2 separate regions of the Homo sapiens genome follow, and region 1 is linked to region 2. A link is a loop called in an ENCODE intact Hi-C map of the cell type or tissue named here. Cell type or tissue: sigmoid colon. All regions are shown on one strand. Region 1 overlaps ENOX1 (ecto-NOX disulfide-thiol exchanger 1). Region 2 overlaps ENOX1 (ecto-NOX disulfide-thiol exchanger 1).

Evidence for each region. Peaks named below come from ENCODE experiments on the same cell type or tissue, not always from the same donor. Only the 100,000 strongest peaks of a DNase experiment are listed, where the experiment ranks them.
Region 1: a loop joins it to region 2, with 2.5 times the contacts of the local background. A loop is called at or near these places in 1 of 110 quality-filtered maps.

What each region holds. Positions count from the first base shown.
Region 1 is chr13:43,695,325-43,699,324 of GRCh38, forward strand. The region is part of intron 1 of ENOX1 (ecto-NOX disulfide-thiol exchanger 1); the gene reads right to left. Among named protein-coding and RNA genes, the nearest start is that of ENOX1, 90 kb to the right of the region's middle. In sigmoid colon, no CTCF peak of the experiment used is centred here; no DNase peak of the experiment used is centred here.
Region 2 is chr13:43,514,957-43,518,956 of GRCh38, forward strand. The region is part of intron 2 of ENOX1 (ecto-NOX disulfide-thiol exchanger 1); the gene reads right to left. Among named protein-coding and RNA genes, the nearest start is that of ENOX1-AS2, 68 kb to the left of the region's middle. In sigmoid colon, no CTCF peak of the experiment used is centred here; a DNase peak (open chromatin) is centred at 1,605.

The sequences.
Region 1 (4,000 bases), 180 kb after region 2:
GCCTTGATCTCCTCATCCATCAAAGTGCTTTAACTGACCTAATCACAGCCAGAGGGCTCACCTTGGTTCAACAAAACATATTCAGACCCATTCTCCTTTTACTTTTAAAAAAATCTAATTTTTTTTTTTTTTTTTTTTTTGGAGACAGAGTCTTGTTCTGTCACCCAGGCTGAAGTGCAGTGGCGTGATCTCAGCTTATTGCAACCTCCATCTCCCGAGTTGAAGCAATTCTCCAGCCTCAGCCTCCTGAGTAGCTGGGACTACAGGCATGCACCACCGTGCCCAGCTAATTTGTGTATTTTCAGTAGAGACGGGGTTTCGCCATGTTGGCCAGGCTAGTCTCGAACTCCTGACCTCAGATGATCGGCCCGCCTCAGCCTTCCAAAGTGCTGGGATTACAGGCGTGAGCCACCGCACCCGGCCTCATTTTTTTCTTCACTTTTTACAAAATAACAGTTTTACTGAAATATGATCCTCATACCCTAAATATTCCCCGTTTTTAAGTGTACGGTTCAGTGATTTTTAATATATTCACAGAGTTCGGCAATTATCACCATTATTTAATTCCAGAACATTTTAATCATCCTCAAAAGAAACCCCATATCCATCAGTAGTCACTCCCCATCCCCCCACTACAACCCATGATAACTACTACTCTACTTTCTGTTTCTATGAATTTGGCTATTCTAGACATTTCATATGAATGAAATTATATAATATGTAGCCTTTTGTGACTAGCTTCTTTCACTCAGCATAATGTCTTCAAAGTTCATCTATGTTGCAACATGTGTTGGTATTTCATTCCTTTTGATGCCAGAATAATATTTCATGGTATAGATATATTAATACCAGATTTTGTTTATCTATTCATCAGTTGATGGACATGTGGGTTCTTCCCACTGTTTAGCTATTATGACTGATGTTGTTATGAACATTCATGTACAGGTACTTGTATGGAAATATGTTTTCAGTTCTCTTGGATACATAGCTAAGAGATATACTGGGCCATGTGGTAACTCTACGTTTAACCTTTTCAGGAACTGCCAAATTGTTTTCCAAAGTGGTTGTGCCATTTTCTTTGCTATTTGATATATTTTGGTTCCTTCTGTGTCTGCTTTCTGGTTTTTGGGGGCTCAGCTGGGAAAGTAATTGGGATACTTCAAAAGATATTTTACACATAGTGGACAATTTTTAGCCATTATAGGTAGACACAAATACACAGTGGCTGAGCTTGGGAGCCACAGAATGTGGTGCTATAGGGCACACCGAAAGGATATCCATGCTAGTTAGCAATGATACCTGGAGTTCAGAGAACAATTTAGGAAGATCTGGGTGGGTTTTGATATGATATAGCAATAAACAACACATGGATGCACGCACTTAGACCTTTATCTCAGGTGCTTAAACTATAACCAGGACAATTCAAGACGTACGTAAATAATGACAGGACACATTTTTGAGATTCCTTTGCTTTTTTTTTTTTTTTAAGAATATATAAGAATATTTCCAGCTGGCCATATCAGAGAAGATGGTTTTGGAACAGAAACCATCTTCACTGGCTCTTGAAGGATAAAAATGTCTTAAACAAGCAGAAATGAGGAGTTGCATCTCAGGCAGAGGCAACTGTATAAAGAAAGGCACAGAGTGAAACATACAAATGAGGAGCTGGAAAAAGATACAAAAGAAATGAAACAATTAACATTGAATATGAAAGGTGATTTAGAAGGTGGAATACAAGATGACTCTACGTTTTTGGCATGGAAGATGGGATAGACCACTGTGCCATTAACAGAAAGGATGGTCAAATCTGAAGGAAGAACTAGTAGGAGCGGGAAGGAAATGAGTTCAATTTTAGACATAGATTGGGTTTAAGCTATCAGGGGAACATATGTAGGTAGGGTCCATTAAGCAAATAAAATATAGAATTGGAGCTTAAGAAATATATTTCCTAATAGAGGTCATTGCTGAAGCCTTCAGTGGGAACACAGGGAGAAGAAAAGTGGCCTGTTATAACTTACCCTCAAAGAGGAAACTCAGTCCACTGCAGAACAAAGAAGACCAGGACAAGGCCATGCAAGGGCTTGGGAAACTGACCAAATTTTAGGGCTCAACCTTGAGGAAGGGAGCTGGCTGTTCAACTACAATGTTCTGAAGGACAGTGCAAACACAGGCTTAATCAGGCCAGAGCTGATAACTAGGAAGTTTAATCTAGAAAGTCAGGCACAGCAGCAGGAATTTCCAGTCACAGGCTAGCCATATCAGGACAGATCACCTGCCACGGGATCAGGAGATGAAGGACAGAACTCAGCCTCTCCAGAACTAGCAGGACCTGGGCAAAATAGACAAGTTCCATCCAAAGGGACGGGATTCCAGAAAGACTCTAGTTCACACAAATTGGACAGATCTGATAGGCTTTGCTGGAAGGATACAGGATGGTCTGAATACGAGTAACCAGAAGTAACTCTACCTCCCCTCTGTCAACACCTGGTTTACAGGAGCAAGACTGGTTTGGGTCCCCATATGCTACTTACTGTAGATGAAGCTTCTATTGTTCCTTCTGCCCTGTTCAGGAAAGGCTCACAAACTGACTGAAGCTAAGCTTCCAGATGCTCCATCACACCAGAATCAGCATTGAGGAAGGAAAGGATAGGGCCTTGCAGTACATTCACATTTGGCAGGGCAAAGAAGGAAGAGAGAAAAAGAAGATACGGTGGTGGATACATTCAAACACTCTGTATATCAGCAGAGAGTAATGATGAAGCAGGAGAGAAGGAGATCAGAGAAAATGAAGGAGTGGACTCAAAAAAAATGGGTGAGTCATCAGGGAATCCCTTTGTGTCACTGGTTTTCACCTAAAATTTTACTTTACCATATCCAACAGTGATGCTCTATTACAAATAATGCTTTGCTTGTCATCCTGCCTTCAAAAGCCCCTTTAGTTTTCAGCAACCAATACGTAAGAATCACAACTCCTACATAAGTACCTTTTGGTAAACACATTCAATCTTGACCTGGAAGCTACAGTAAAAACAAAGAAAAGATCAATTATATAAAGTTGGAAATACAGACCTCCAAAGACCCTAACTGTTAGAGTAGCCAGCACATATCAGAAACTTTACAGAATGCCAAATCACAGCATAAATAATAAAATGTAAAACTCAGTGGTTATAAAAATAGACTGTGAGCTAAAACTTAAACAATTAAACCATATTATAGAAAGGCATCTTTTGAAAATTTAAAATACTACAATTTTAACACATATAAAAATTCACAAAAATGAAGTTTTTTTTTACCTCATATTTTATTGAGGCAAGAAGTAAAACAAACAATGATCTTAACACCATGATCAAAAATAGAAACTTTCAATCAACACTGCACTTTTCACAAAATTATAAGAGGCTGAAAACTGCAAATAGCACATGTCAAGTCTCTGCACACTTCACTAGAGATATATTTATTCAAAACTAAATGTCTCCCAACGATCTTACTCTAGAAAGAACATGAGTCATATATGCTGAGAAACTCTTCTTACAGTTTTAACCTTTTGCGGAAAAAAAGGCATAGCTTCCAGCCCATACACTAGTAAAGAGCCTGTGAAAAACAATTTCACAGTTTAAAAAGCAAGACTCTCTTTGGCACTGATATCCAACATTTCAGACAGAGAAGCAAAGAGCTCATCCCAGCTGATGACTGCCTCATAACTTGGGAAGCAATTGCATAATGACTAATTCTGGAGCTTGTGCAGATACTGGGACAAACACTGCAAACCTTGTAAAGGACAAAAAATCCCAGTGGGTGATAAATCAGCATGGTTGCTCAGGCCCTCCAAGTAGTATCATGGAAAAGTGCAGTGGCCCCTCATATCGCACTGAGGCATCAGCTAAGAAATGACTTGAGGGAAGAATGCCTCCTATGGAATCATCAACAAGTCAAACAGATCACTTCGTTTTTATACACTTCTGGTTCAGGAGTCTGATTTGGTGCTCTACAGAGGAACACA
Region 2 (4,000 bases):
GTTGAGGCACCCACAGTTTCAACAAGACTACTTAGCTATGGTAGCTTCATCAGTAACTTTCAGATACACATTTTGTTTCATTTTCATGGGAATGCAACAATATTAACCCCACAGAAAGAAATGGATGCTCAGAGCATTAACTGATTTGTTCAAGTCACGCAACCAGTACACGGCAGAGGTGGGACCAAAACACAGGACTTCTGAGTGCCTGTGTGTCATGTACTCCAAAACAGCAAAGTCTTTGGCAATGTCTCTCAAAAATTCTCAGACTGTATCTGCATAAAATCGCTGTGGGTGATTTTTAAAATGCACGTTCCTGGATGCAGTCAAGACCTAAGAATTACATTCTCTGAGAGTGGGGCCAAGAATCTGCATTTTAATGAGGTCCCTAGGTAATTTTCATTCATAGTAGAGTTACAGAAAGGCTAAGTCTTTTCTTCTATTCCTAAACTTTGGAGTATCCGTTTTTCATCAGAAATGCTTCTGGGATCTTTAAATTAATTGCCTGGGTTGTCTTAGGAACAAGTCAAATACTTATATAATATTTTCTACATCCTAGGTCTTGTTAATTGATTAAATTCTCACAACAACCTTACAAGGTAGATAATAGTATTACAATACTCATGTTATAGATAAGGAGACTTAGGCACAGAAAAGCTAAAGGGACTTCCCTCAAATTACACACAAGATGTGATCCTGGGCCATCTGGCTCCAGAGTCCATTTGTCAACCACTACACTATGCTAGTGCTACAGCTTCAAACAAAGAATCACAGTCACTGAAAAGTGCTGGAGAGCAACTGCTCGTGGAAATCTTTGCTCTGAGCTTCATGGAACAGATCAGAGTTCCTCCAGGATGTCCTGCTCCATACTCCAATGCCTTCACAGCTGTTCTCCCTGCTAACATGCCATGTATGCCCTCCTAATCTGACAAAACCTGGACACTTCCTGGATGTCCAGAGTGAGCCTGATGTCCCTCATTTTTGTTCCCAGGGCCTAGTGCACACAAGCCTCCTGGCACTAATTATACTAACCTATACCTGCAAATCTAAGCCTATTTTCCACAGGAAACTAGAACTTCCTAAGGGTAGATATTGAGCCTTATTTATTTTCTGCCCTAAGTATCTAGCAGTCAGCGGGAACTCCATAGATGCTTGTGGAATAAGTGAATGGTGGAATATACAGTAAAGAATGGTTATTCCCTTTATAACAGAATTTACCAAAAGTTTCTGAATCCCTGTGTTCATTGACATATCATTAATGTCTTGACAGAAAGCCTAAAGGACTGAAAGGTAAAGCCACTGCCAACTGGAGATCAATCCAGTATCAGATAAAACATCTTTGAAGTCATGATGTAAGTCAGTGGGAAAGCTTCTACGGGATCTAAAAATGTGAATTAGACACAGCTTTTCAAGGACACTCCTGTTGCACAAAAGGGAGTGTACACGTTAGAGAAGGTTTGCCTCAGTGCTATCAACATGTAAGCAGATGGGGACATGAAACAGCTTGTGAATTCAGTCCTTTTCTCTCCAGCTGGCAGAAGCAAGGATTTTGAGAACTCTGCTCTCCTGTCTACTGAAGGATCATGTTTCCCTGCTCTGCAATGACCATCAAAGCCATCTGGGAAAAACAAAATTCTTTTGCACAAGAACATAGGGAGCAACAGGGAAGAACAAAGCTGCAGTACTTTGGTTCTTTGGCTCCCGCTTCTGGAAAACTCTAGTTGGTATTTTATCTAGCTTGTTCTCTCAGTGGTGTAGTAAATCAAACAGGATAGTTGCAAAATGTTCTACAGTGTTGGGGAAGAAGAATTTCTTACATGCCTAGAAAGCCACCAGGGTTGTAAATTAAATTCCTCAAACAAAGCAGCCCCAAACACACAGAATATTAGCTTCCCCATTTTGTGTAGTTTTCTAAGCTCTTGAGATTGTGTACATGTTAAACACATTCACTGCCATTTTCTTCCTTGAAAAAGATTTTGAGTTTTCTGTCACATCAAAGAATGTATATCAAAGAAATACAAAATGGAATTTGTGATTAGTAGAAACAGAGCATATTAATTTTTCCTTCTAAACAATACCCTAAGATGAAAACAGGCTAAAGCCATTATGCTAATCCAGTGATGGAAGGCACAGATTACCACACAAATAAACAATGTGTGTTACAGAATACAGACTAGAGTGTGCCTCACAATTATATTTTATGGTGGAATATATGTTTACGGAGCTTTTGGCCTGGTCATTTAAGAAAAATGTCCTTAGGCTGGGTGTGGTGGCTGAAGCCTGTAATCCCAGCACTTTGGGAGGCCGAGGCGGGTGGATCACCTTGAGGTCAGGAGTTCAAGACCAGCCTGGCCAACATGGTGAAACCCGGTCTCTACTAAAAATACAAAAATTAGCTGGGCGTGGTGGTAGGTGCCTGTAACCCCAGCTATTTGGGAAGCTGAGGCAGAAGAATCACTTGAACCTAGCAGTTGGAGGTTGCAATGAGCCCAGATCGCGCCATTGCACTCCAGCCTGGGCAACAAGAGTGAAACCCTGTCTCATAAAAAATGCCCTTAAGTTTGTAGGTCTCTACAAGTTTCATGTGAAATATGGAGTTCTGTGAAAGCCATATCTCATGGAATAAATCCCAATCAATGTCTTTGACCAGAAGTTCAGGAGTGAGTGCCCTCTGCCTATGGTCACAGGTTTAATCAACTCCAGTATGGGCCAGTTATCTCTGCTACTATGGTCTGAATGTGTGTGTCTCCCCAAAATTCATATGTTGAAATCCTAACCTCCAAGGTGATGTTATTCAGTGGTGCGGGCCTTTGGGAGGTGACTACATCACTAGAATGGGATTAGTGCTCTTATGAAAGAAGCCCAAAAGAGAACCCTCATTCCTTCCACCATGCAAGGACACAACTAGAAGCTGCCATCTATGAACAACAAAGTTGGCCTTATCTAGACATTAAATCTGCTGGCACCTTGATCTTGAACTGTGGAAAATTCAGTTGTTCATAAGCCACATGGTTTATGGTATTTTGTTATAGCAGCCTGAACAGACTAAGATGTCTGCTCTGCCCAACAGTCAAAGAATGTACTATTATTTCCTTTTAACATGGATCCTATGGGACAATTAGGCAGGAAACATAGATGCTTGTTCAAAGAAACAGCATCCCCAAAACAAAACCAATCTAAGAAGTGCATTCCTCATGAAGAAGAATTTATCAACCATATTAACATGTTGTTCTCTCTTTTAAACTCCTATTTTTTGCTTCTTTTTATTCAGTTCATTCTCAGGAAGTGTGTTGTGAGAACAGATCTAAGCCAATGTAATCATCAATATTATCAATATTAGGTTCCTTCTGGTAGGTGAGATACGTGGGTCTCCTCTCCCATACCTTACTACCAAATTTGTCATACGTTCAAATGTCTATTAGCAAGCAGACACAGCACAGGTAATCAGTTCCATGATAATTCACTGTCTCTGTTCTTTTCAGTGCCCCCCAGCAGTTTGCATCAAGAGCTCAGGGGAGGCAGATGCGTTGATGTTCTAGTGCAATACTCAGCATTATTTTAGTTACTATAGAACAATCCTGCAAGCAGAATGGTCTAGGCTATAAACCTACAGTGATATTAGAAAGGTGACCAGATTTCCAGACTTGTATCACTAGATTCCCAAATTTTGTTCATGCAATAGTACAGAATCCACAAATCTTAAACTCCATTTAACCATTGTAAAAAAAAATACATTTCTAAGTCTTCTTTGTTGATCAGATATGTTGATAATTGAAATGTTTATGGTAACTACCTCATGCATCTTTGAAATACTAAACACTCTGAATTGAATATCCTCAATTAGGTGCTTCAGATATTGGTTTACCATCTCTGAGAGATAGAATAATTCATGTGTAATACACACACTCCACAGTGTCCACATGGAAGAATTTAAAAGTAAATTACAGAAAGTAAAAACAAGTGGAACCTCTATTTTTAACATTCTTTCATTAAATTCAGC